Linked DNA regions of Homo sapiens: all the other regions are linked to region 2. A link is a contact called in ENCODE Hi-C data. All regions are on one chromosome and are shown on one strand. The core of a region is the stretch at or near the end of the contact, and the rest is flanking DNA. Distances in the headings are between cores, read along the strand shown.

The links. Hi-C counts contacts between places; a loop is a spot of excess contacts on that map. Pooled maps may share reads with other maps.
Region 1: a loop to region 2 is called in a pooled map, with 6 times the contacts of the local background. The contact joins the promoter of ZNF480 here to the promoter of ZNF582 in region 2. A Hi-C loop is called at or near these places in 4 of 50 pooled maps.
Region 3: a loop to region 2 is called in a pooled map, with 9 times the contacts of the local background. The contact joins the promoter of ZNF649 here to the promoter of ZNF582 in region 2. A Hi-C loop is called at or near these places in 5 of 50 pooled maps.
Region 4: a pooled map shows a loop between it and region 2 (4-fold over the local background). The contact joins the promoter of ZNF614 here to the promoter of ZNF582 in region 2. A Hi-C loop is called at or near these places in 4 of 50 pooled maps.
Region 5: a pooled map shows a loop between it and region 2 (16-fold over the local background). The contact joins the promoter of ZNF347 here to the promoter of ZNF582 in region 2. A Hi-C loop is called at or near these places in 7 of 50 pooled maps.
Region 6: a loop to region 2 is called in a pooled map, with 7 times the contacts of the local background. The contact joins the promoter of ZNF175 here to the promoter of ZNF582 in region 2. A Hi-C loop is called at or near these places in 7 of 50 pooled maps.

Annotation. Positions count from the first base shown.
Region 1 is chr19:52,294,807-52,299,198 of GRCh38, forward strand. ZNF480 (zinc finger protein 480) reads left to right here and starts at 2,363. Exons shown (of 5, transcript NM_144684.4): 1 at 2,363-2,417. ZNF766 (zinc finger protein 766) reads left to right here. Exons shown (of 4, transcript NM_001010851.3): 4 at 1-1,240. RefSeq lists enhancers at 2,425-2,474, 2,545-2,594.
Region 2 is chr19:56,391,273-56,396,304 of GRCh38, forward strand. It overlaps ZNF582 (zinc finger protein 582), which reads right to left and starts at 2,262. Exons shown (of 5, transcript NM_001320371.4): 1 at 1,948-2,262; 2 at 472-560. The coding sequence starts at 480. ZNF582-DT (ZNF582 divergent transcript) reads left to right here and starts at 2,404. Exons shown (of 2, transcript NR_037160.1): 1 at 2,404-2,781.
Region 3 is chr19:51,903,542-51,908,423 of GRCh38, forward strand. It overlaps ZNF649 (zinc finger protein 649), which reads right to left and starts at 1,476. Exons shown (of 5, transcript NM_023074.4): 1 at 1,373-1,476. RefSeq lists enhancers at 1-154, 1,245-1,789, 1,508-1,627, 2,118-2,742, 3,626-4,301 and 1 more.
Region 4 is chr19:52,025,648-52,030,419 of GRCh38, forward strand. It overlaps ZNF614 (zinc finger protein 614), which reads right to left and starts at 2,732. Exons shown (of 5, transcript NM_025040.4): 1 at 2,595-2,732; 2 at 84-314. The coding sequence starts at 98. LOC112268244 (a long non-coding RNA gene) reads left to right here and starts at 752. Exons shown (of 2, transcript XR_002958414.2): 1 at 752-891; 2 at 1,465-4,133. RefSeq lists enhancers at 1,219-1,989, 2,460-3,219.
Region 5 is chr19:53,155,899-53,160,500 of GRCh38, forward strand. It overlaps ZNF347 (zinc finger protein 347), which reads right to left and starts at 3,155. Exons shown (of 5, transcript NM_032584.3): 1 at 3,111-3,155. RefSeq lists an enhancer at 3,058-3,352 and a silencer at 3,088-3,337.
Region 6 is chr19:51,569,432-51,573,910 of GRCh38, forward strand. It overlaps ZNF175 (zinc finger protein 175), which reads left to right and starts at 1,852. Exons shown (of 5, transcript NM_007147.4): 1 at 1,852-2,044; 2 at 3,719-3,970. The coding sequence starts at 3,899. RefSeq lists an enhancer at 1,514-1,573.

The DNA.
Region 1 (4,392 bases), core at 1,113-3,612, 4.1 Mb before region 2:
TTTATAGTTACAGATACAGGTCTCATTGCACAATATGATTGTTGAAAACACTTGTGAAATTTTTTTAGTAAAATTGCCTAAGATACTTTTTATAGTAGACAATGAAAATTAGTGTGTGGGTTTATAATAAATATAATGTATTATATAATATGATTAAAATATATTTGTTATAAATATGATATTACTAGAAGAGCATTTTTCCAAAAGCTATGGAAATGTCATTTTCCCGTTACAGCATCAAGCAATATATTCCATGGTTCATTTTCAACTCTAATAAAATTATATTTTGTGTTTATATATGCACGTATAGACACATATATAATATTTTTTTTTTACTTTTTTCTTTTTCTGTACATTGCATCCAGATGCTATGCTTGTTTGTTTTTTTTTTTGAGACAGAGTCTTGCTCTGTCACCCAGGCTGGAGTGCAGCGGTGTGATCTTGGCTCATTGCAGCCTCCGCCTCCCAGGCTCAAGTGATTCTCCTGCCTCGGCCTCCCGAATAGCTGGGATTACAGACATGCACCATCACCACACCTGGCTAATTTTTGTATTTGTAATAGAGATGGGGTTTCACCATGTTGGCCAGGCATGGTCTTGAACTCCTGACTTCAGGTGATCCACCCGCTTCGGCCTCCCAAAGTGTTGGGATTACAGGCATGAGCCACCATGCCCGGCCAGATGCTATGCTTAATACATTTTTTCCGAATGTCACTCTAGTGAAAATTTTAGGGGACACAAAAATGAGACTGTTGTTTGGAGACAATATTTTTTGACAAGAGTATGCACAAGACAATGGCAGGTATAAACGTTTTATTGTAAATATGAAAAAGGAAAAAATGCTTTCACTATATTAGAGGACTTGAAGTAACGTGAAGTGATTCCAACCCTTTATCTTTATTTTATTTATTTATTTTATTATTTATTTTTTTGAGATGGAGTTTCACTCTTGTTGCCTAAGCTGGAGTGCAATGGAGTGATCTCAGCTCACTGCAACCTTCACCTCCCGGGAGCATGCTGCTCTATCTTTTTTTTCAGATGTTTGAGCTATTCCAGGTTTTTTGGGATTTCTGTTGGTTTGTTTTGTTTTTTGCTTTTCTACATAATTGTTTGGATAATCTTGTCAGTATCTACGAAGTGCCTTGATAGTAAATATATTAACCCTGTGTATCAATTTGGGGTAATTTCACATTTTTTTCTATGTTGAGTTTATCAATAAATTGATATTGTATATGTCTCTATCTGGGTGTCTTTGATTTCTTTCATCAGCATTTTGTAGTTTTAAAATCCTGAGAATGTTAAATTAACATATTTTTTGACTTTTTTTTTTTTTTTTTGAGACAGAGTCTTGTTCTGTTGCCTGGTCTGGAGTGCAGTGGCACAATCTCAGCTCACTGCAACCTCCGCCTCCCAGGTTCAAGCGATTCTCCTGCCTCAGCTTCCTGAGTAGCTGGGATTACACGCGTATGCCACCATGCCCAGCTAATTTTTGTATTTTTAGTAGAGATGGGGTTTTACCGTGTTGGCCAGGCTGGTCTCGAACTCCTGACCTCAAATGATCCACCTGCCTTGACCTCCCAAAGTGCTGGGATTACAGGTGTGAGCCACCTCGCCCGGTTAATGCTTTTTTAAAACCAACAATTGGTGACCTAAATTCTCACTGGCCTTAGCCCTCCATGCCCCTGGTGCTGTCACTAGAAAACTCTCTGGAGCTGAGCACAGGGTTACCTCTGTCCCTCCCGAAAGAACAGGGAATAGAAAAGGAGAGGATTTCTATTCTGCTTTGTGGGCCGTCAGCATGAAATTGCACATTCTGCCCAGGCAGGGCTTTGCAGTTCATGTATTAACTTGCGTCGCTTTCACAGACAATCCCAGGGCTTAATTAAATTGCTAAATTTAGTTTTTTATGTATTTATTTGAGAGACTGAGTCTCTGTCGCCCAAGCTGGAGTGCAGTGGCCGTCATAACTCAGTGTAAACTCGAACTCCTGGGCTCAAGCGATCCTCCCGCCTCAGTCTTCGGGGTAGCCGGGACTACAGGTGCCCGACCGCACGGTCGGCTTAAGATTAACTTTAATAGCAGGAATTTTCCTGGATCTAATCATTAGCCGACTTTGCTCAGTCCCGGCAAGAGTACAGTTCCGAGACAGCTGAGTTGCTCCAGTCTCCTTGACAGGTCTCCCCGGCAAAACCCGGAAAACAGAGGCACTGGAAGCGAGGCGGAGGGAAGCGCAAGCCCCACTCCGCCCCGCCCCCGCCCCCGCCCCCGCCCCCGCCCCCGCCCCCGCCCCCGCCCCCGCCCCCGCCCCCGCCCCCGCCCCCGCCCCCGCCCCCGCCCCGCTCGGACCCCTCCGCTGCGCGCGCAGTTTCCCACAAACCCGGAAGCGGATCGCGTGGAGTGAAGGTCACGCCGCGGCGCGTGAGTTTCCCTTTGTGTAAATTAATCTGCGCTTCCCAACTCCCCCGCGCTTCTGTACCCGGGATCTGAGGGGCCACACAGACCTTGAAATCCTCGCACCGCTCCCTCTACCCCGACCAAATTCAGGCGTCTCCGTGAGAGTCAGGCGGTCGCTTCCCTGTGTGTTTAAATCGCTCGGCGGCGGGTCCTGTCCCCCGTCCTTCTGCCACAGGGCCATGTAGTCACCTCCTGTCGCGGAGTTTTCCTGTTTCAAGTCCTTCAGTGATGCTTACATCCGCCCCGCACAGCGTAAAGTCCTCCCCCGCTAGGCGGATTCCGGTCTATGCGGTCCCCCAAGCCTCGCCTTTGTTGGCCCTGGAGCACAGCGCTCCAATCTCAATCCAGGAGAAGCCGCGTCTTCTGCCCAGTGCTGGGATTCTGCAGACGCCACCCATCTCTTGATCCAGACCCTACCTTTACCCTCCTTGATACGGGGCCCCGCTACTCCCCAGGCCTCCTCTTCCCAGACACCGCTTCTCCTAACCCTGCGTGTGGGGAGGTGACTTACTCTGTCTCTTGACATCCAGTGTTCTTGCGGGCCAAATAACACCCCACTGAAAAGGTGTTCTGCTTGTGGACATCGGATCCCAATTCCTTCCATGTGAATGTGTGCAGAAAGAGAGACGGAGAGCGAGGGAGAAGAAAGAGAAAAATTTTGAAGGAGAAAAGAAGATTGAGGGAGAGCCGTAAGCAGATGGCAAAGTAGAGAGTGGATGGAGGATTTGCAGAGACAGCGAATGAAGCCGAGAAAGTAGCAGGGGGAAAAAAGCAACTGGAGAAATGCAGAGAAAAGTTCCATCTCCGGAGAGATGAAGGACAGCAAGATAGTGAGAGGGGCAGCAAAGTGGGAAGTTCCTCAGTTTGAGAGTGGGGGAGAGGGGGAGGGATTTGGAGCCAGGGCAGACAGAGCAGCGTGGTGCTGGGACAGCAAGAGGAGTCAGCTGGTGACAACGAGAGCAGAGGGAGAACCACAGCAGGTGGAGGCCTGGGATCTCAGGGTGCCAGAGAGTGGGGACAAGGGGGTGTAACAGAAAAGAAGGGATTTAACAGAGAGAGCAGAGGGGGAGTAGAGTCAGGGGAAGAGGCAAGACCGGGCACAGTGGCTCACGCCTGTAATCCCAGCACTTTGGGAGGCCAAGGTGGGTGGATCACGTGAGGTCAGGAGTTTGAGACCAGCGTGGGCAACATGGTGAAACCCCATCTCTACTAAAAATGCAAAAATTAGCCGGGCGTCAGCGCGCGCGTGTAATCCCAGCTACTCAGGAGGCTGAGGCAGGAGAATTGCTTGAACCCGGGAGGCGGAGGTTGCAGTGAGCTGAGATTGCGCCATTGCACTCCAGGCTGGGCGACAAGAGCAAAACTCCGTCTCAGGGAAAAAAAAAAAAAAGAGACAAATAGGTGGAGAATGGGATGATCAAAGATTGAGCAGAAAGTTTGGAAGAGGGGTGAAACAAGTTGCCAGAATGGAGCAGAACAGGTGGAAGAGAAGGAATAGAAGGAAGAAGGGGAGAAACATCAGGAGAAGAGAGGGGCTCAAAATGAGCAGAATCTTAGGGGAAAAATAAAGGGGGAAAAAAGCTAGAGAAAGAAGGTGAGAATGAGAGATACGTACAGAATGAGGGAGGGAAACACAGTACCCAGAAAAGAGGGAACCCTGGGTGCAGATGAACGGTGAGTTGATTGGATATTATGATTAAGTTGTGACATTGATTTATCTATTTATAATTTGATAATATGAAATATACTTTAAAAATACAGATGAAAATGGATATGCAAAACTCCTGTCTGTAAGGCTGGTGCATTTTATAATTCTTGGCATCAGACTTTAGCTTCCACTCACATTCCCTATTCAGGCACAGGTCAGTGACTTGAGTCATTCAGGTGTGGGTCACCCACTTTCCTTTTCCTGGGATGGGGTAGGGTGTGGGCGAGTGTA
Region 2 (5,032 bases), core at 1,012-3,511:
TGCTCTGTCCAACGTCAAACTAGACTTTAATTCTGGCATCAAATTTTTGATGGATTCCCAGCCAAACCTCAATTACATATCCAATCATTAATCATTCCCAAAGCAGGACACTGTACCATGCGCTGAAACTGAAACCAACCAACACCACCTCCCCTGCTTTTCTATATGTGATTGCTCCTAAGCATTCATTCCATCTCTTCAAACTTCAGTTCTTACAAAGGATGCTCTCATTTCATACAGGGAAATGAGTTTCTCCTCCTAGCAGACGAAAACCATCAGGAGATGCAGAATGCTATAGAGAATAAATCTGTGGGCATTTGTCAGAGGGGAGAGGACAATGGGAGAGGAGACTCCTGCCTGGTCCTTTTATTCCCTAAAATGGGAAAGTCTGAGAACCAAATTTCTGGATGGAACCCAGGTGGAAAGTTTCAAGATAAGGAAAGCAAATATTTATGGGATTTAAAAACTCACAAGGGACATGACTTTTAGAATTTCAAGGGCTGATAGGTCCTCCTTCTGGTTCCTCTCTTGGGGAAGGGCAGAGTCCTGCGACGGTAGAGCTGGGGGAGGAAAGAGCAAACATGAGAGGCTAGGCTTGCCTCACAGTTCCTAGAATGCCAAGTTACAAGTCCCCACCTGCTTGCCCTCTGCCCACCAAGAAAATGAGAAGGAGGGGGAGGCAAAGGGATCCTCACCCAACCCCAGGAAACCAGCTTTAGCTGCTGCAAGGCAAAGGGGAACCAGTGGTCCTTTCCCTCCCATTTCCCCTAAACATCCAGTGGTTCTGTTTTGCTGCAAATGCAAGTCTAAGACAGGGATGCTGAGGGCTGTTCTAGTGACTGAGACCCACATGTTACCTCAAGGACAAGGAGGGCTTCCCTCAAGCCAGGGAGCATAGAAGGCCTGCATCATTTGCATAGCCCCAGCCTAGAATAAAGCCTTTCCAGGACTAGGCCATTTAACTCTCTCCTGCAGCAAATATAACACCTTTGAAAGTCTACCTGGCTCTTTTCCCAACCGCCAAATATACAAAAAGCTCTACAGCCCAAACTGAGGCTTTGTGCATGCCACTTCATGGAGCATGCCTTGCATCAACAAATGGGATAGAGTTGGAAGGAACAGTAAGAGACAAATTACACACAGCACGCCCAGTGCTCCATTATCAGCACATAAATGTGTCCTTCCATAGAGACACAGCAGTGCACAAAGCTGCATGTCCAATAATATTTGCTAAATAGGAGAACTGAAAATTAGTACGTAAGTAGGCAAGTCCACAAGTAGCCAAGAGGTTGAATCATTTTTGGCACAGCCATATAATGGGATGCCAAGTGACTATCAAAAATGACTATCAAAAACTGACAAGCAAAGATATTAACTACTGAATCCTTTGAGAACATTCAGCAAAAAGAAGTCAAACTCACTAACACACAGGCTAAAAACAAAACAAAACAAAAAAATTGGAAGAAAAAACACCCAAGTATTCGCAGTGTTGTCATTTAACCAGTTCTTGAGCTCACTGTTAAACAAGAAGTACTCTGTAAAGGAGTATATAAGGTGCCTACTGCATTACAAACATTTGGTTCTAAGTAACGTGTAAGTGAAATAATTATGAATGTTGCTTAATATGATGTAATAGGCAGCTTTTCCTTATTATGACCACTTTTATAAGCATTATTTGTATTAACTGCACGATATCCTATTTACAAAGGATGGCCTGTGATCCACTCAAGTGTTTCCCCATTGCTGGACATAGAATTTGAACATATAAAATGTTCCCAAGTATAAGTTTTTCTAAACTAGCGGTTCTAAGTCTTCTGGGGTCTTGTAACTCTCTGAGAACCTCATGAAACAAGATTTCCTCTCAGATTAAAAAAAAAAAAAGGCACGCATAACAGTGAATGCAAAACATCCGCAATTTCAGGGGGTCGGAGACCCCTGCGCACCCACCTAAGGGGTCCATGCACCTGGGCTATGAGGCTGGAAGCAGAAAGGGGGCGCCAGAAAGCGCACGCCGCGAGGGCCGGCGGGAAATGTAGTCTCACGCCGGTAAAGCCACAGAGCGACGATGAGGCGAGACGTCTGCGTTCTTCTCAGGCCTGAGACCCAACCGGCCCGGGCACCAGCTCCTGCTGGACCCCAGAGCGCCTGGAAAGCTCCGGAACCTCTCACCTGCCGCCTCCTCGGGTCCAAGTGCCACCGCGGCCGCGCCCCCGGCAGCCCAGGGCGCGCTTCCACCACGGTACCGGTGGATTCGCCGTGCGCAGCCGGAAGATGGCGCAGACGCACAAAGCACACCGATGCTGCGCCATGATAGGGCCGGCGCCGCAGTGTCTTCCGGGAAACATAGTCTTTAGGCGTAAAGGCAGCAGCCCGGCCTTGAAGCCGGATCTCGCGATGTTTCAGGGTGAGCCGGACGCAGGCGTGCCTGCGCAGTGCGCGGAGGAGTGCTGTTCGTGTGTTCGAGTCCCTGGGTTGCTTCCTGGGGTCTGTGGTGCTGGGTGTGCTATCTGCGTGTGATTCTCTAGCGAGAGATTGTGGGCGAGTGACCGAGTGGGCAAGGGGCCGTCACTGTGTGTGCGTGATTTTGACAGTGTGTGGTGGTAGCTTCTGACTCCGCGTGGGTCGTTGAATGTATGACTGGGACCGTTTAGCGGTGGATACACAACTGTGTGCGGCTGTGGAAGATTGCCTCATCCGTTACGTTCCCATTTCCGTGGAACAACAGTTTTACCAGAAGGTTTCGAAGGAACCTTAAAGTTTGGAAGCGTAAGAGTTTATCTGGTAACTAATTTTAAACATTACATCTATGGTGAGTTAAATGTGGGTTATGAAGGAGAACGCAAAATAAAAACGTTATAAAGATGTAAAGGAGTTTTATGGGGCGGCATCTCTTGGGCAAATATCAGACCGCCGTAGGTAGTTGTTAATTCTCTCTTGTTTTTAGGCGGCTTTGGTGTCATCAAATGTGAGAAGCCCTGGACTTTACACATCCCGAGCCAGTGTGATCCAGTATGATTGGGAGTCCGAGTGCCAGATGCCGGTCAGGACCTGTTATGCTGGGTCTCAGAATGCGGAAACTCTCCCTGTCCGAGGTGGAACAGTTTGTCCTTGAGTGAGGACTGGAGTCCTGAGTGACTCTTTTGATTTGATCCTGTTTCCCTCAAACCTGGTGAGCTCTATGGTGTAATAAATGGTTAAGAGTGTGAACCCTTAACCATCTCTAAGACTGGAGCCAGAATGCCTGAACTCCAGTCTTAGAGATGTGCCTCGGTCTCCACATTTGAAAGTGAGGATGATTGTGGCATCTAATTCATTGAGTTGTTGGGGAGGAGTAACTGATATGTAAAATAATGCTACTGCTGCTGGATAAGGATGCTAATATGACTGAAGCTAATGCTTTCTTTCTGCAAAGATGCTTTTTCCAAAACACACCATATTGCCTCTTTACACATTCTTCAGGAGAGGGTAGAGGCTGCATTTTCCTTGTAGGTGCGGTGATGTGGTGGAAAGCACACTTTTAGAATTAGACAGATGTGGATTCAAATAGCATTTCAGCCATTTATTAGTTTCTTCGTGCCTATCTCGGTTTTGTTTTGTTTTTTTTTTTTTGTCCATAAAAGGAAGAATGTAATGCTGGGCTTGCAGCTTTGTCCTGAGGGTCAAATAAAATGATTTAATAATATAAGCAAAGCTCAGAGGTTGGTTATTGCTGATTACTGATATTAAAAGACAACTTCAGCAAGGATGGTTGAATTTCACACTTGTGAGCGGACAGTTGAGGAGACAGTTGTAGATTTATCCTACTTGACCTTATTTGTGGTTCAAGACAGTGTTGCGAGTTCAAGAGGAGAGGGTAGATGCAAAAAGTCATCATCTTTCCTATGTTCTCTGATCTTGGGAAGGGGCGAGTGGCTCTAGTTTCCCTTTAACATCCCACTGTGTTGAGTGTGTCTATATGTACATGCGTCAGTATTTGCTTATGGAGGAAAGGAAGGAAAAAGACCAAACAGGTACAAAGCCAGCCATCTCTCAGGCTAACTTTCTTCTATACCATTTTTACTTTCTCACATTCATTAATCTGCCAAAGAGAAATTTAGAGGATGATGAAATGGCCACTTCTGACTCTGAACCAAGCCTCTGAAGTCATACACCATTATACTCTTGGTCACAAAATCAGCTGTGAGTCTAAGTAGGTGGAGGCTACACAAGAGTATAAGTACTAGGAGGCAGGGATCATTCAGGGTCGTCTTAGAGGGTGGCTTCCAGTTTCTTCCTTTTAAGAGTATGAGAATGCTCTGAGCTAGCCTCTCCATTCCATGGAATCCATAGGTCTTTTGTCAGCCACTTCCCAGTACACATTCCTGTGCCAAAGCACATGCAGAGTTTGTAGGGTCCAGCCCCACAGGGTCGGTTGGTTTCTCCCCGTGTGCGGAGACGAGAGATTGTAGAAATAAAGACGCAAGACAGAGATAAAAGAAAAGACAGCTGGGCCCAGGGGACCACTACCACCAAGACGCGGAGACTGGTAGTGGCCCCGAATGCCAGGCTGCGCTGATATTTATTGGATACAAGACAAAGGGGCAGGATAAGGAGTGTGAGCCATCTCCAATGATAGGTAAGGCCACATGGGTCACATGTCCACTGGACAGGGGGCCCTTTCCTGCCTGGCAGCCGAGGCAGAGAGAGAGAGGAGAAAGAGAGAGAGAGCTTACACCATTATTTCTACTTATTAGAGACTTAGTACTTTCACTGGTTTGCTACTGCTAACTAAACGGCAGAGCCAGGTGTACAGGATGGAACATGAAGGTGGACTAGGAGCGTGACCACTGAAGCACAGCATCACAGGGAGACGGTTAGGCCTCCGGATAACTGCAGGTGGGCCTGAGGCCCTCCACAAGTGGTGGAGGAGTAGAGTCTTCTCTAAACTCCCCCGGGGAAAGGGAGACTCCCTTTCCCGGTCCGCTACGTAGCAGGTGTTTTTCCTTGACACTAACACTACTGCTAGACCACGGTCCGCTTGGCAACGGGCATC
Region 3 (4,882 bases), core at 226-2,725, 4.5 Mb before region 2:
GGCGCGATGGCTCATGCCTATAATCCCAGCACTTTGGAAGGCCGAGGCGGGCAGATCACCTGAGGTCAGGAGTTCAAGACCAGCCTGGCCAACGTGGTGAAAGCCTGTCTCTACTAAAAATACAAAAATTAGCCGGGCGTGGTGGCGGGCGCCTGTAATCCCAGCCACTCGGGAGGCTGAGGCAGGACAGTCGCTAGAACCCAGGAGGCGGAGGTTGCAGTGAGCTGAGATCGCACCACTGCACTCCAGACTGGACAACAGAGCTAGATTCCGTCTGGGGGATAGGAGGAAACTTTGATCCCCAAATGCTCAAGGAGACTGATGCTTAAGCAAACTAAATATTGCCTGAGAACGACTCCATACTTCTATATTTGAGTCCTTGTGGATAAACTGCAACCTAGCTTAACAGACAAAATTGAAAACCGAACTTAATCGTATGCACCTGTAACAATAGCTGAGTGGTGGCCAGTCCCAGCGGCCATACTCATAGACTGCTGAATGTTCCAACTGCGTTCAAATAAGGCAAACGCCGAATGGTAACCAATCTCACTGTTTCTGGACCTCGCTTCCGATTCCTGTATGTCACTTTACCTTTTTTGTCTATAAATTTGTTCTGACCACGAGGCACCCCTGGAGTCTCTGTTAATCTGCTGTGATTCTGGGGGCTGCCCAATTCGCGAATCGTTCATTGCTCAAGGAAACTCCTGTAAATTTAATTCGGCTTCAATTTTTCTTTTATCACTGATTTGAGTAATAATAAAACTCCGGTCTCCCCGCACAGCCGGCTCTGCATGAATTGCTCTTTCTCCATTGCAATTTCCCTGTCTTAACAAGTCGGCTCTGTCTAGGCAGCCGGCAAGGGTGGGCGGTTATAGTTTCACAACTCAACCCCAGCCAGGGGCCTGGGCTTGTAAAATACCAGATTTTACAAGCCTCTGAGCCCCACATGCCTGGGCCTCCCCGAAACACTTAACACACATCCCCGATTCACCCCAAAACCTACACCACACACCCTCGTACGCTGCCCAGCACCCCGGCTTCATCACCGACTTTAAACTGCAGCATTTGGAGTGATAATAATGGCGTCGGTGATAAAGCCGGCGTGCTGGGCAGCGTCCCCCTAGAGTTCTCCATCCAGTGATCCAGAGGCCTACTAACAGAGTGACCCTCAGAGACCCCAAACTCTGACGCCGAGTCTCAGTCGCTGAACTCGACAGACCTTTAACGCCCGACCACAAGAACTCTCCCACGCCGGACCGCAAAGGCACCCCAACCCAAAGGCTCCACCGCCCAGGCCGCCAGCTCTCCCCACAGGCTCCTCAGAAGCTCCCTACCCCTTTAACCTACTCCACGGAGAGACCCAAACACTCACCTGATTTTCTTCTGGCTACACCTAAATTCCCTGAATGCTTCCTTTCCTGGCCCTTAAACCCCGGCACTGGCCTATGGCGGCGGACGAGGGCGCGAGTCAATTCTGCCGCGCTAGGACGATGGGACATGGGCTTCTCTTCGAGGAGGTAACATGTCCGCGCCCTGAGCCACGGCTCTCTGGGCGCGGCCATCTTGGTAGATCTGCCGTACAGAAGGGAAACAGTTGTTCTTGTGTCATTAAACCGGGATGACTCTCCTGAAAGCAAAAATTTGAGGCGCAGGAGCATTTTCTAGAGTTTATCTGAACAAACAGCAATTCATGAATTAGGAAGCATCAAACCAAAAGAAGTCTCGCGCTTCTATGCTTAAAGCATTAGACACAAGTATTCACAGGGTGAGTGAAGGAGTAAAACAAAGAAATTATTTGATTAGTTACAATTATAAAAATGCATTTTTTTAAATTTGCCTTGGAAAGTCCCTAATGACATAATAGCATGTGAGTTGCCTACTTTTGATCGGTTGAGATTGAGTTTTGTCCTTCCCTAACACAAGCATTTACCAGAAATGACTCAAGTGAATTGTTGCTTATGTTTGCAGGTTAAGCAAGGTTAAGGCTGTTTTTAAGGCCTACTGGGTTTTGTTTGCTCAGGAGTTTTTGAATTCTGGTCTGCATTTTAATTTTGCTTTGACACAGGAGACAGTGAAATGGCACTGATGTGTTCCCTCTCCTGACACCTCAACCCCTGCACTGTGAGGTTGGAGCACTAACAACAGTGCACTGTGGGGAAAAGAAAGAGAGATCAGACTGTTACTGTGTCTATGTAGAAAGAAGTAGACATAAGAGACTCCATTTTGTTCCGTACTAAGAAAAATTCTTCTGCCTTGAGATGCTGTTAATCTGTAACCCTACCCCCAACCCTGTTCTCACAGAGACGTGTGCTGTGTTGACTCAAGGTTTAATGGATTTAGGGCTATGCAGGATGTGCTTTGTTAAACAAATGCTTGAAGGCAGTATGCTTGTTAAAAGTCATCACCACTCTCTAATCTCAAGTACCCAGGGACACAATACACTGCGGAAGGCCACAGGGACCTCTGCCCCAGAAAGCCAGGTATTATCCAAGGTTTCTCCCCATGTGATAGTCTGAAATATGGCCTCGTGGGAAGGGAAAGACCTGACCATCCCTCAGCCCGACACCCGTAAAGGGTCTGTGCTGAGGAGGATTAGTATAAGAGGAAGGAAGGCCTCTTGCAGTTGAGACAAGAGGAAGGCATCTGTCTCCTGCTCGTCCCTGGGCAATGGAATGTCTCGGTATAAAACCCGATTGTATGTTCCATCTACTGAGATAGGAGAAAATCGCCTTAGGGCTGGAGGTGAGACAAGCTGGCGGCAATACTGCTCTTTAATGCACCGAGACGTTTATGTATGTGCATATCAAAGCACAGCACCTTCTTCTTAAGCTTGTTTATGACACAGAGACATTTGTTCACATGTTTTCCTGCTGACACTCTCCCCACTATTATCCTATTGTCCTGCCACATCCCCCTCTCCGAGATGGTAGAGATAATGATCAATAAATACTGAGGGACTCAGAGACCGGTGCCGGCGCGGGTCCTCTGTATGCTGAGCACCGGTCCCCTGGACCCACTTTTCTTTCTCTATACTTTGTCTCTGTATCTCTTCTTTTCTCAGTCTCTCGTCCCACCTGACGAGAAACACCCACAGATGTGGAGAGGCAGGCCACCCCTTCACTGCACAAACCACACAGATATTCAGAGGCTCAAATGCAACCAAGGCTGTTGCGGGAAGTCAGGGACCCCAAACGGAGGGACCGGCTGAAGCCATGGCAGAAAAACATGGATTGTGAAGATTTTATGGACATTTATTAGTTCCCCAAATTAATACTTTTGTAATTTCTTATGCCTGTCTTTACTGCAATCTGTAAACATAAATCGTAAAGATTTCATGGACACTTATCACTTCCCCAATCAATATCCTTGTGATTTCCTATGCCTGTCTTTGCTTTAATCTCTTAATCCTGTCAGCCGAGAAGGATGTATATCGTCTCAGGACCCTGTAATAATTGTGTTAACTACACAAATTGTACAGCATGTGTGTTTGAGCAATATGAAATGTGGGCACCCTGAAAAAAGAACAGGATAACAGCAATTGTTCAGGGAATAAGAGAGAGAACCTTTAACTCTGACCGCCGGTGAGCCGGGCGGAACAGAGCCATATTTGTCTTCTTTCAAAAGCAAATGGGAGAAATATCACTGAATTCCTTTTCTCAGCATGGAACGTCCCTGAGAAACAGAATGCGCACCTAGGGGTAGGTCTCTGAACTGGCCTCCCCCGGGCGTACCTGTCTCTTATGGTCGAGATTGCAGAGGTGAAATAAACTCCAGTCTCCCATAGCGCTCCCAGGCTTGTTAGGAAGAGGAAATTCCCGCCTAATAAACTTTGGTCAGACCGGTTGATCTCAAAACCCTGTCTCCTGATAAGATGTTATCAATGACAATGGTGCCCAAAACTTCATTAGCAATTTTAATTTCACTTCGGTCCTGTGGTCCTGTGATCTCGCCCTGCCTCCACTTGCCTTGTGATATTCTATTACCCTGTTAAGTACTTGATGTCTGTCACCCACACCTATTCGTATCCTCCCTCCCCTTTTGAAACTCCCTAATAAAAACTTGCTGGTTTTTGTGGCTTGTGGGGCATCACAGATCCTACCAATGTGTGATGTCTCCCCCGGAGGCCCAGCTTTAAAATTTCTCTCTTTTGTACTCTGTCCTTTTATTTCTCAAGCCAGTCGACGCTTAGGCAAATAGAAAAGAACCTACGTGATTATTGGGGCAGGTCCCCCGATACAAGGCCAGCACAGTGCCAAGTATGTCCACCTCAGTGAGCTGCGGAGAGGTGACTGCACCCTTTATTGACTGACTACTAGGAAACTGTCAAGAGGCAGCCCACTGAGCATGGCCATCTTAAAGGAATTTCAGGTGTCCCTACAACAGAGAATATGCCTTGAGAAAGGGGGAAAAAATAGGCCACTTAGCTTGGGTAGACAAGGCTCATGACAAGTCCCTGCATCTCAGCTACTGACTTTAAAAGTTGTTTGGGGAAAAGAAAGAGAGATCAGACTGTTACTGTGTCTATGTAGAAAGAAGTAGACATAAGAAACTCCATTTTGTTCTGTACTAAGAGAAATTCTTCTGCCTTGAGATGCTGTTAATCTGTAACCTGAGCCCCAACCCTGTGCCCACAGAGACGTGCTGTGTTGATGAAGGGGTGGGTTGCCCCTCCTCACCTGTGGGTGTTTCTCGTAAGGTGGAACAAGAGTCTTGGAAAAGAAAAGACACAGAGACAAAGTATAGGGAAAGAAATTAGAGGACCCGGGGAACCAGCGTTCAGCATATGGAGGATCCCGCCAGCCTCTGAGTTCCCTTAGTATTTATTGATCATTCATGGGTGTTTCTCCGAGAGGGGGATGTGGCAGGGTCACAAGACAATAGT
Region 4 (4,772 bases), core at 1,482-3,981, 4.4 Mb before region 2:
TATCCCAGTATATACTTCCTTAAGTTCAACTGACTTCTTCAGGCCACCATAAATCTATCAAAAAATCAAAGGGAAAATATCACCTGGGTCTTGATCATTTTCTTCTGTGCTCAGAAAATAGTGGATAACATGGACTATACGTCTTTGTCTCTTCTGCATTTGCCATGAAGTTTTTGAAGTTTTCCTAGTCAGAAATATTAGTGTCCACTTAAAGTTGTCCCCAGAAATTATGATATCCAAGGCCAGCAACCTCCTTCTTCTTCCTTCATTGCTTCACTTGAGTTATTTTGCTTCTGGGAGCCAGGACCTGAGGACTGATAAACAAAATGGCTTTCAGTGTACATTAACCCTGGGTCCAGACATTGTCACTGCTGCTCTGCACTTACCTTAAATAAAAGACCCTAATATTTCTAACAGTTCCTTTATTTGCTGCCTCAGAGGTTTTCATGGTTCTAAATGTGTGAAATCTATGCCTTTCTTTTGTGAAGTAGAAGTGGCATGACTATTATAGAGAAGGTGGGAAAGCAGAACCAGCACAGCACAATGCCTCAGAGGCAGGTGTCTGGGGAAAAGAAAGAGAGATCAGACTGTTACTGTGTCTATGCAGAAAGAAGTAGACATAAGAGGCTCCATTTTGTTCTGTACTAAGAGAAATTCTTCTGCCTTGAGATGCTGTTAATCTGTAACCCTAGCTCCAACCCTATGCTAGCAGAGACATGTGCTGTGTTGACTCAAGGTTTAATGGATTTAGGGCTGTGCAGGATGTGCTTTGTTAAAAACGTGCTTGAAGGCAGTATGCTTGGTAAAAGTCATCACCATTCTCTAATCTCAACTACCCAGAGACACAATACACTGCGGAAGGCCGCGGGGACCTCTGCCTAGGAAAACCAGGTATTGTCCAAGGTTTCTCCCCATATGATAGCCTGAGATATGGCCTCGTGGGAAGGGAAAGACCTGACCGTCCCCTACCCCGACACCTGTAAAGGGTCTCTGCTGAGGAGGATCAGTAAAAGAGGAAGGCCTCTTTGCGGTTGAGATAAGAGAAAGGCATCTGTCTCCTCCTCGTCCCTGGGAATGGAATGTCTCCGTGTAAAACCCCATTGTCTGTTCTATTTACTGAGATAGGAGAAAACCGCCTTAGGGCTGGAGGTGAGACATGCTGGTGGCAATACTGCTCTTTATTGTACCGAAATGTTTGTGTGCGTGCACATCAAGGCACAGCACGTTTCCTTAAACTTATTTATGACACAGAGACCTTTGTTCACATGTTTTCCTGCTGACCCTCTCCCCACTATTACCTTATTGTCCTGCCACATCCCCCTCTCCGAGGTGGTAGAGATAGTGATCAATAAATACTGAGGGAACTCAGAGACCAGTGCCAGCGTGGGTCCTCCGTATGCTGAGTGCTGGTCTCCTGGGCCCACTTTTCTTTCTCTATACTTTGTCTCTTATTTCTTTTCTCAGTCTCTCATCCCACCTGACAAGAAACACCCACAGGTTGTGGAGGGGTGGCCCCCTTCAAGGTGAATTCTCAGACAGATCAATTTTAGGAAAGAGAACACATGGAAGGCTCCAAGAATGTCTTTAAAAACCACGTGTGCCCATGTACTGGTTCGAAAGTCTCTGTAAGCTCTTTGGGTATACATACCTCGTGTCAAGACCAATGTACTAAGCAAATCACAAGAACTGTCTCATTTCACATTATGCGCTAAAGGAGTAACTTTACCCAAGAGAGCTTTGTCCTTTGCCCACAGTTCCTATGAGGCAAACTCTAAGCCTTTGGAATACGCTGCTTGATAAAACTGTCTTTGGTTATCAGGGCAATTTAAGCCATGCCAAATTGTCTATCCTAATAATGTGATTTACTGTGGGAGACCTTGGACCACGTGGTATTAGTTTGATATCTGGAGGAGCTGGAGATTGAAGTCAGCCTCATAGGCAGTCAATTGTGTGTGTGTGTGTTAACTGATATCCAATAAAACTCTGGACACCAAGGCCTAGGTGAGTGGCAACAATGGTTACAATGGCTGGCAATAATAATATAAGGGTGTATATATAAGAATATGATAATTTAAAAACGTATGAAGCAAAACAGAATGAGAGAGGATTAGACAATTCAACAATAATAATTGAAGACTACATTACCCTACTTGCAATAATAAAGAAAACAAATAGAAACTCAGCAAGGATACCGAAAACTTGAACAACATTATCAACCAACTAGACTTAACGAACATTTAACACTGCACTCAACAGCAGTAAAATAAACATTTTTTTCAAGAGCACATGTTATATTCTTCAGGAAAGATAATATCCCATGTGATAGCCTGAGATAGGGCCTCATGGGAAGGGAAAGACCTGACCGTCCCCCAGCCCAACACCCGTAAAGGGTGACTCACAAGGGCCCCAGACCCAGACAGAGTCGGACTCGTCGCTGATTTCCTCAGACTCTTCATCCCTACAGCCAAAGGACCCGTCATTAACGCCCCGCTTCCTCAGCGACTGCGTTCAAATACAGCCCCAATCAGGACGCTCCACGCACCATCGGTACACAGACCCACAGGCCGCGAGTCCATGCCCAGAACTCGACTCACCCGAGCCCGAACCTCTCCAGACACCACTGGCAGCGACAAAACGCCGCATCCACGTCCGAAAACGCTTCCTATTCAGACGCGCTCCTGCGCGGACTCCGGGAAGCTGAGCGGTAAAGACCGTGAAGCGAGGCGAGGACCACGGAGCCTGCCCGGGATCGCGAGTTCAGACTGCGGGCGCCGCTCTATGAGGTCACAGGGCTGCGCCCATCGCAGCGTTTCTGACAGGAGCGGCCATAATGGCTGTGGGAATCACTCTTAGTCACCTCAGTGCCTTTCTCTCTTCGTTGCAAGGGACACTCAAGAGTCGGGTGCCCAGCCAAGGCCAACACGGCGCAGTGGCATTCTATTCAGCCTGCTGTGGAAAAAAGATGGCGGCGCCCTTTGTGCCCATTATAGCTGAGAGTGGAGCCTTAGCTGGAGCACCATGGGCACGGCCATCTTAGAGGAAGGCAGCAGCCGTACGGCAGAGAAGATGCTCATATCCAGGACAATTTGGAAAAATAAACAAGGTTTGAAGAAGTCACGGTGCTGGCCAGGAAGCGGTCACAGAGTTGCCAAAACCAGTGGTCACTGAAAGTGTTAGATTTGGGGATAGGGCGGGGGTTCTGGGCTGGGTAAGGCTTTTGTGGGTTAGATTAGACTCTGACTGAATGGACGAAGCCGAGAACAGGAGTGATGCTCCATTAAATGCTAATACCCACATGGGGCTTGCTATTAAAACCACTGCCAGTGGGGAAGGGGATGAGGAGGTGAAGGTGCAACTGTGTTAATATCTACATGTTTCCTTCCAGAAGTAAAGGAAGATGACAGTGGGGCACTTAAGAATATGAAATTATTAGAATGCGATCATCCTACTTTGCAATGTTTCCAGATTTTTTAAAAAGTCACACTTAAAAAATATTAGTTCTATTTTTGCAGATGTTGGCGTTGTAACTGTAGAAGATTTAAGTAAATATTGTATTTTTGGAAGGCAACCTAGAGCCAATTTAATTTTTTCGTTTTCTTTGACACAGCAATTCTAAAAGCTATCTAGGCAAATCTGTCTTAATATTAACCACAACTTTTGTAATTTACAAAAAAAGGGAATTACAATGAGAGATGAATACTTTGGTAAATTATGGAACATCTGCTGAACTGTAAGAGTATATATCAATTTAAAAGAATATGCTACAATTGTTTTATAAAAAAGAAAACTTTGTCAGAGGACAAAAAAATGATCTGCAGGATAGTATATATTTTATGGTCTTGTTATTGGAAGAAATCATAAACATCTTTTGGAAAATTGTGATTGGTTAAACAAGACATTTAGTTTGAATTAATATTGTTTGTGTTCATAGGTAGAGAATGCCATGTTTTTACTTGAAAAATATTCCCAATTTATACTTAATTTTACTATCTTTGTACCATAATCATGAATATATTATAAAACATGTTGATCTTAGAAAATAGGTATGATGATGTATAATAAGTTCATGGCATGATAAATGCAAAATAGGCTGTTTTCTTTCAGAAAATAAATATGCTCATGCATTTGAAAAATTCTGGAGAATATACTAACAATATTTGACTGTTCCGTACAATTATGGTGACTTAAAATTTCTTCATTTTACTTACGTTTTGTAATTTCTAGAGAATAAGAATTTCATGTTCGTATTTCTTGAGTGTTATAACATATTCCATCCAGGATTAAATTTCAGCCCCGTTCATCTGGAATGTTAATCTCTGGTAGGTAAGTTTAGCACCTGGTCCACAGGACTATGAGCAGCCCATGATGGGACCTTCACTGATCATTTCCAGGAGTGGGCTGATAAAACTTTGCCGTGGCAGGCTGTGCTGATTCACGGGACAAGGAAGGTGATTCAAGGGCCTGGTTGGTGGAGCACTTTTGTCTGATTCATTGCTGGAGACAATCTGCCCTGAATCCATCCTGTTACAGTGTGGGAATGGTGATGGGAGCACCAATCCACAATTTAGGGCAGAGATGTTCAAATTTAAGAAGGCTCTTTTTATAAATGCAGAGTCCGAACCCCATCCCCAGAAATTCTAGCTTGGAATGTCTGGGGAGTGACTCAAGAATTTGCCTTCTTTTACAAGCTTCTCAGAGAATGCTGAGGCAGGAACCCCAAAGAAAACACTTAGAAAGTTCTATAGTGTTCTGGACTTAAAAATATGATGGCT
Region 5 (4,602 bases), core at 1,905-4,404, 3.2 Mb before region 2:
TCTTTTCCTTTAGTCTTTGAGATAGGAAAAAACCCAACTCTACATTCTGCTCTCACACTAAACACAGAATACTTCACCTCTAGTCACCAAAATGTGTGTGTGGCTTTTCCCACAATGACCAGGGGACTCCCAGGGGACTCCCAGCTCGGGGGGGGGGGGGGGTTAGGCGGGGGTCCTACAATTTCATTCAACTCTGATATTATCTACAAGACAGCATGGGCCGGGCACAGTGGCTCATGCCTGTAGTCCCAGCACTTTGGGAGGCCAAGGCAGGAGGATCACTTGAGGCCAGGAGTTAGAGACCAGCATGGCCAACATGGCAAAACCTCGTCTCTACTAAAAATACAAAAATTAGCTGGATGTGGTGGTGCACACCTGTAATCCCAGCTACTTGGGAGGCTGAGGCAGGCAGGAGAATCGCTTGAACTCGGGAGGCAGAGGCTGCCTTGAGCCAAGATTGCGCCACTGCACTCCAGCCTGGACAACAGAGCGAGACTGTTTCAAAAAGAAAAAAAAAAAAAGACTGCATGACGAGGTGCTACAGGTTCAGAGCTCAGTCTAAAACTGCCCCTCACTTCAGACACAGTATGCCAGTGGTAACTGTCACTTATACTTTTGAGTGACCTGATAAATACTGTGGTTCTCTTAACCCCTCCTCGGCTTTGATTAACTTTCTAGGACAGCTCTTCCTTCTGACTGTTCATCTGTATCTTCTGTAATATCCTTCATAACAAATGTGTAAACTAAGTGAAGTGTTTTCCCTGAGTTCTTTGAGCCGCCCTCACAAATTAATAGAACCTGAGGTGGTGGGGAGGGGGATGTCAAGGGAATCCCCAGTGTATAGCTGGTCGCTCAGAAGTTCAGGTACCAACGGGAGACTTACAACTGGCACCTGATGCGGGGGCAATTTCGTGGAACTGAGCCTCAATCAGTGGGATCTGATGCTAACTCCAGGTAGAGAGTTTCAGAATTGAGTTAAACTATACGACACTCAGTTAGTGTCTGATAGAGAACGGGTTGTTGGTGGGAGAAATCCGCACACATTTTCGTGAGTGGAGGCGAGACACTGTGTAGAATGTGCCCTGTTGTATTGAGTGTGACAGGAAAGAAAATCAAAGGAAAAATATTTTTTCCTCTTAGTTCATACACTCGCCCACACCCTACCCTATTCCAGGAAAAGGGAAGTGGGTGGACTCAAAACTAAATGAGCGAAGTCACTGCCCTCTGGTTTGAATAGTGATTGCAAATGAAGCTATACCCTAATACTAATAATTGTCAAATGCACGTGTTACGCATTTTACATAAAGGAGTTTCTTCCATTCTCATTTGCAACTGCATAATTTAAGTAAACGTATTTTAAATGTGTTGCATTATTTTAAACCCAGAAACCAATGTCACAATGTCATCATCACATCTAATCAACGCACCACTCACCTGGACTCAGGGTCCCTCTCTTGCTTCCATACTGTGTGTTTCCCTCCCTCATCCTCTACATAGCTCTCATTCTCACATTAGCTTATTTTTTATTTTCTGTGTTTTTCCCCTGGTTCTTTGCGCGTCGTTCTGAGCCCCTCTCATCTCCTGCTATTTCTCCCCTTCTTCCTCCGCTTGCACCTGTTCTGTCCCATTCTGGGGCCTTGTTTCAACTCTGATTCCTCTTTCTCCCCAGTCTTTTCATTGTCCCCAGTCTCCATATATTTCTGCCTCTTTCTTCTCCCATCTCTGCTCCCTCTGTTGAATCTCCTCTTCCCTTCTACACCTCTTGCCCCACTCTCTGGCACCCCCAGATCCCAGGCCTCCCCCTGCTGTGGTTCTCCTTCTGCTCTCCTCGTCACCGGCTGTCCCCTCTTGCTGTCCCAGCACCACGCTGCTTGTCTGCCCTGGCTCCAAATCCCTCCTCCTCTCCCGGACTCTGTCTGAGGAGCCTCCCACTTTCTGGCCCTCTCCCTACCTTGCTGTCCTTCATGTCTCTGGACATCGAGCTTTTCTCTACATTTCCCCAGTTGCTTTTCTCCTTCTGCCTTCTCAGCTCCTTCTCTTACCATCTGCAAATCCCTCGCCCATCCTCTACTTTGCCATCTGGTTACGGGTTTCCCTCACTCTTTCCTCTCAGTTTTTCTACTTCTCTCTCTGTCTCTGCCCCTTTCTCTACCTGCTAATCCCCTTGGTCCACACATTCACAGGAAGGTTTGGACTAAGACGCCTGCATCTTGGAGGAGCGCATTTTCCAGGGGCTGGAGCTGGGCAGGCAAGAACACCGGGTGTCACAGGACAGGCCCCGGGCACCTCCCCAGCGCGGGCTCAGGAGAAGCGGGGACTGCGAAGGGGAGGCCTGGGGAGCAGCAGGGCCCGGCACGAGGAGGAGGGAGGTGGCGGGGCGACGGCGCCTTAGAAGAGGGGTGGGGTCTGCAGGATGCCAGGACCAGGCAGAGGACGCGGCCTCGCCGGTACCGGGGCTGAGGAGCTGCGCTCCAGGGGCCGACGAGGGCGAGGCTGGGAGGCACCCAGGGCGGGAATCCACCTCGCGGGCGAGGACTTTAAAAAGCCCGGGGCGGGAGGAGGGGTCAGGAAAGGGTTTTAAGCGGGAGGAAGACGCGAAAGGCCGGGGACAGGGAGAAGCCTCAGAGCTACTTCAACCCAAAGAGAAGCGACTCCGAACCCACACCGCGAGTCAGCTGGGGTGGAGGGCGCGGTGCGGGGATCTTAAGGTCTGTAGCTGCCGGGCGCAGTGGCTCACGCTTGTAACCCCAGCACTTTGGGAGGCCGAGGCGGGCGGATTACCTGAGGTCAGGAGTTCGAGATCAGCCTGGGCAACACGGTGAAACCCCGTCTCTACTAAAAATACAAAATTAGCCGGGCGTGGTGGCACATGCCTGTAATCCCAGCTACTCGGGAGGCTGAGGCAGGAGAATCGCTTGAACCTGGGAGGCGGAGGATGCGGTGAGCCGAAATCGCGCCATTGCACTCCAGCCTGGACAACAAGAGTAAATCTCCGTCTCACCAAAAAAAAAAAAAAAGAAAAAAAAAAAGGTCTGTAGCGAGCCCGGGAACTGGCTGCGGAAACGGGGCACGGCGGTTCGCAAGTTTAATCCATACTGAGGGACACTCACGCTCGGCGGCGTCACCCGCACCCAACACGATCCGCTTCCGGAACTGCAGAAAACTGCGCGTGCGCGGAAAAGAGCCCGGGCACTCTGGGGGCGGGGCCTGGGGAGAGGCGGGGTCTGCGGACGAAACGCTGGGGCGGAGCTGGGGCGGGGTCTGCGCTTCCCTCAGCCTGCCTAGCCCGCAGTCTCATTTTTCCCGGTTTAGAAACGCTGGAGTGTTCACTATGTCCCCGGGAGCACCGTTCCAATTTGAAGCAGTTTTAAGGTGAAAGAATAGACTTACGTGGACCACTTATGATAGAAACCAAAATGATTTCCTCTTACCAAGTTGAAAACGGTTTATGTTAAAATTGTTTGCCGGCGGGTTGGACCCAGTCCTGCTAGGGAGTCTGCTGCAGCTCAGGAACGGGGATCTGGGAATCGGGGATCTCGGTCTGGGAACTGGGATCTTAGTGGAGGATCCACGAGGCACGGCGATTGGATCCAGCAATTCCTGCAATTAAAATGTATTTAATTTAACTAAAATGTCTGGAAATTATCTCTGAGGATGATTCAAAGTAGAATGGGAAATGCAGCATCCTACCTGGACGGATATGCAATTTAATGCAGTAGCCCAACAGAACCTCCTTTACATTTCAAATCCCCATTCTCCCCAGTGGAAGAGTCAAGCCTGTGCTCAATTCATGGGAAGGTTAAGGCCGATAAGTTAGATCACCAAGGGCTGCTTTATTGTTCTTTAAAACATATATTTTTGTAAAGATGGGAGTCTCGGCCCAGGCTGGTCTCCAACTCTTGACCTCAAGCAATCCTCCTGCCTGGGCCTCCAAAATTGCTGGGATTACAGGAGTGAACTACTGTGCCCAGTCAACTACTGATTTAAACCATGTGAATTTTTAAAAAATAGAGATAAACTGCATTATTTTTGCTTATATTCGTTATTCCGTTCCACACTTGAAATGACTTAACCACAAACAACTTTGACATAATCTTTCTTTGCATCAAAATATGCTTAAATCAATAATTTCTAAATATCATGTAATTTCAAATTCACTTTATGGGCATTCTGAAGGGAACTTGACACAGTACTTTTTATTTTAAAATTGTAATCTATATTGGGTCTATTTTTTTGTTTTCTGTTTCTTAATGTTCTATCAGATGTGGATAACAGAGTGTGGAAAATAGTCACCACATGACAATTGGATTTATTTTCGCCTAAAGAATAGTTTTCCAGTATTTCTAACGTACCATCCCAGTACATTGACTGAACTAAAGACTCACAGGGATACCCTTTTTTCATGTTTATAGAGAACCTAGTTTATACCTGCTATTGTCTTATGTACATTTTCATGTCACACAATTTTATCTCCAAACAACACCCTTATTTATATACACCGTATAGTTTTCACTTTAACAAAATATTAAACGTTTCATCTGGGTTACAATATATGAAAGAAAAAAATAAAAGGGAAAATCATATTAAAAAATAAAAAGTAAT
Region 6 (4,479 bases), core at 602-3,101, 4.8 Mb before region 2:
CACCAACTCTCACCCTAAATAAGGAAAATTCAGGAGCATTCTCATTTGAATCAGAAACAAGACAAGGATGCCCACTGTCACCACTGTTACTTGACATTATTAAAGAGGTTATAGCCAACAAGGTAAAACCAGAAAAATAAGCAAGAAATGTAAAAATTAGAAACTGAGAAATATTTCCAGTATTTGCAGATGATGTTCAAGTTCCCATAGATTTTAATATCATAATCTAATAATAGAGATAAGTCCCATAACTTTTGCCATATTCTGTTGGTAAGAAGCAAATCTCAGGTTCCGTTTGCACTCAAAGGGATGGATTTGTACAAGGTGTGACTCAGTAGGTGTCACCTTAGGGTATGCCTGCCCCACTAAGAGTATGAGGGCGCAGTTACCCCTCATCCTACAGATATACAGATGTCCCAGTGGAGGGACGCCTTAACTTGCCCTGAACATACACATGCGGGGCTGTTGTACTTAAAGCCTCCTACTTCTATCTCAATTTTCACTCTCTGCATTTTCCTTTTTTTAAATAAAATGTACCAAAGCCGTAGGGTAAATCCTATGACACAGTAAAGAATAGTCTCAGATTTATAAGTGGAGAAAATTCAAAAGTTCTAAGTCCGGGGAATTTCTTAGTAACTCAAACAAAATGTCACACTTTCTCACATAATAAAGATAAGTGTTTTTATTGATTTTACACTATTTGCTTACAGTAAATATATAATTGATGTTTTAAAATAAAAGCAGGTTTCATGCTTCATGTAACAAAGTTAGGTTCAGATACTAATGTGAAAACTCAACTATTCCTGGGAAACCATGTTCAAAAAAATGCTTCATTGGCTAAGCAGTCTTATTTTATTATTCAAATGGACTAAAAATGAGGTATGAAGTAATTAAAAGTAATATGGTGGCTTTAAGTGCAGAGATGGGGTGGCAGAAGCTGTGAACACAGAATGTAAAATCGGTAACTACAAAATGGCACAAACTACGAAAGCAATATATTTAAATTACTATTTTTTAAAAAAGAAGGATCATTTCAGATCTTCACCTTCAGATCCTCACTCAGCCCTGCCTCCTATTTCCCATAATCAGCCATTTTTTTAATTTTATGATTGCTATTACTCACCTTCTAGAATATATTTTTGTTTATTTGATTGAACAACCTCTTCCTGAAAATTCTGCCCAGTTGGGCTGGCTGACATTGATCTCAGTAATTGTGTTTTTTTCCTTTAACTTGATTATATTTTTTTCATTCGCCTCTCTTTAAATGAAGTGTCCCAAGAGCCCTAAATTCTCTCTTCAGGTGGTCGCTTGGTAGGTTACTTCATCAATAGGTTCATCCAGGTATAGAGAGCAATGGTGTAAGGATAACAAAGATACAATTTCTCAGAAAGATAACATTTTCAAAAGTGCTATTAAAGACAGTGAGTTGTTCAGCAATTCAGGAAAAAAAAGTCTTTAAATCAGAGGGAAAAATATAGAGAAAAAGTATTTTTCAGAATACATGTCAGTTTCTCCTAGAAATATATATACACAAGTATTGAATAGGTCCCCTGCCAATGTAGGACCCAAGACTTTTACTCTGTGACATTCCATTTGTCCTTGGCTGTACGGAATAAAAGCCCTTTGACGATGGCGGCCTCCAATATCATAATCCGTATGGGTGCGGCCATGCCGTCCTCCCTACCAAGTTTCTGAAGTTGAATGAACCGCGGAATAAAGGTACGCCGTTATACGCCATGATAACTGTTGGCGGAGCGTAGCTTCAAAAGTGTTAGTGGGCATGCGCGCGGTTCAACAGCGCCTACGGAAATCCTAACGGGAATGTAACCCAAACCGGAAGTGGCCTAGAGCGACCATTTAGCTTCTGTTGTTAAGTGGATCTAAGCCTATGTCGCTTACTGGACGCTGAAGTGATTGGGAATATTAGCAGTGGGGGTTCTGTAGGGTCAGGAAGGGGCGGCTGGCTTTGGGGGAGTGATGAGGGGCTTGTTGGGGGTGGGGGTGCGTGATAAAGGGATTTCTCGGCTGAAGACGAGGCTGTGAGGTGAGTGACGGGCTTGTTTTGGCTGAGCGATGAGGGGTTTCTGGGGTGGGTGATGGGTGCTGTGGGGTAAGTGGCGTTTGCTAATTTTAGTTGGATAATTAGCCTGTTAATTTTCCCTCTTTTCTTGCTTATTTTCTGCTTGTAGTATTTTTGTGACTTAAATTCCAAGTGTACTTTAATATCGGATTTTATATTGGTCCACGAAACTTGCTAACTTGAGGACAGTGAACGTGCATCTTAAGAGCGCCTTTGCGGATGGTGCTGGAGGACGTTCAGGGAAGGGATTCACTGTCCGTGGGACTAGGGGAGTCAGTGATTGATTGGCAGCCAAGAGCTTCAGAGGTTGGAGGACTTTGAGGATCACACTGTAACACTCTCAGGGGACCAGTGATGGGCAACCTATAGGAATCAGTAGAGTGGGGTTGCCAGGGGTAGCCTATGGCAGCCAGTTGACTGGAGGCGTAGGGGGTCAATGATGGGGATTTGTGAGGGTGAATGCATTGCTTTCTAGGCAGTGAGTGTTGGGGTCCTTCAGGGATTGGTGGGTGGGTCAGTGTTGGCCTCTTCTTGGGTCCCTTGGACATGGTAAGGATCAGTAATTGACAGTTGAGCACATCGATGATGGTTTCCTATTGGGGCATTTCATTTGGACCCCTATGTTGGGGATTATTTGTCGTTTTATGGAAACCAGAAAATTGTGCTCGCTGGGAAACATTTCTTGGCTATCAGGGCAGTAAAGATTTCAGAAGCCTGTGCCATGTCAGTGACTGGGAGGCATTTTGGAACTTTCTGGCAGCCCTGTAGTACACTCATTGGGGATTTCTGAAAGTCAGTCCTGTCAGTGATTGCATTCAGGTGCGGTGGGGGCAACTTATTGTGGACAGGCAAGAAATGGTAACTGGAGGCCCTGATGCATGTCTGCAAATTTTCTGTGTCAAGATGGGGATTGGGACAGTGATTTTAAGTTTTAGCTCTAGTCAGAAGAGGCTGGTCTGTGTGTGGTGTATTATGGACGGGGACTGAAAAGTCCAGAAGCTCAGAATAGGTACACCAGACAGAGCCACCTCCCGGCCTGAGTTCTATGAAGGCAACAGAAAGAGGAAATGGTGTTTCTGGAAGCTGGCCACGTATGGGTACATGAGATAGTGGAGACAGTGTACAGTTTAGAACAAGGCAGATGTGGGGCTGATTCCCTGTTTTTCCATTTACAGACTGAGTAACCTTCAGGCAAATTATGTAACAGCACACAGCCTCATTATCCTCATCCTCAAAATGGGTATGATAATGCCCATGATATTTAGCTGACAATTAAATTGACAACTTTCTTTTTTTAATTCATATTTATCACGTGCCAGGCAGGCACTGAGGACTTGACAAGCTTCATCTTGGTTAAGTTTCCCAACATCTGTGATAAATACCTGCATTTTCATTTTGGAAACTACAACTAAAGTAATATTTTCATATTCTCACAGTGAAAATGTGGCAAAGCTGCAATGAATTCACCATTTAGTCCAGACTCAGTCTTTATTTTTAACCCTGACTAATAACTAGAGTTGGGCTTTCTGAACTTTGTCTACTCCAATGTCTGACACAGTGACTTCACCTCAGTGCCCTCAGGAAATATTTGTGGAGTGAATGTTGAATGAGTGACCATGTACTCATTGCTTTTCCAAGGCTTCTGCAGAACCCCCAGGTCAGGCCACATCATTGAGGCTGCAGGATCTCTCTTCATAGCCCAGTACGACTCTCCGCCGTGTCCCTGGTTGGAAAATCCAAACACCTATCCAGCTTCTGGCTCCTGGGAAAAGTGGAGTTGTCAGCAAGAGAGACCGAGAGTAGAAGCCCAGAGTGGAGATGCCTGCTGATGTGAATTTATCCCAGAAGCCTCAGGTCCTGGGTCCAGAGAAGCAGGATGGATCTTGCGAGGTAAACAGGGGCAGCCCTGGGGATAGTTCTCCAGAACGTGAGGGCAGACACAGGATGCAGCAGGTCTGGGCTCCCTGCTCCTGAGTCAGTCTTGAGCCTCCTGTCAAGCGAGGACCACAGAGGCTGATGTTTCCACATTCATAGGCTATCTGTGTTCTAGAGGAAACCATGAACTGGCTGATAAAAGAGGATAGTAGAGGGTTGGCCTTGGGTCAAGAAAGAAGAAACTGTAGTCCCTGGTCTGATCAGAAGCCCCAGTCATAGGATGGAAAAGCTGACTCTTTCCTGCTAAGCACTGGTTCTGCTCCTTCATCCACCACTGGGTCTTTGAAAAATTTCAAGTGGTCCCCCCCACCAAATTCCTTGCTTGGTCCATGGGGTTTGGCCCGTTTTTCCTCTGTTCTCATAAGGTGCGGCAAAATCTCCTTCCTTTGTAATTTAAATAGTCACAGGGAGGTAGAGTGAGAAGAGGCTTTTAAGGACCATGTGAAGAGGCTTTTAAACACTTT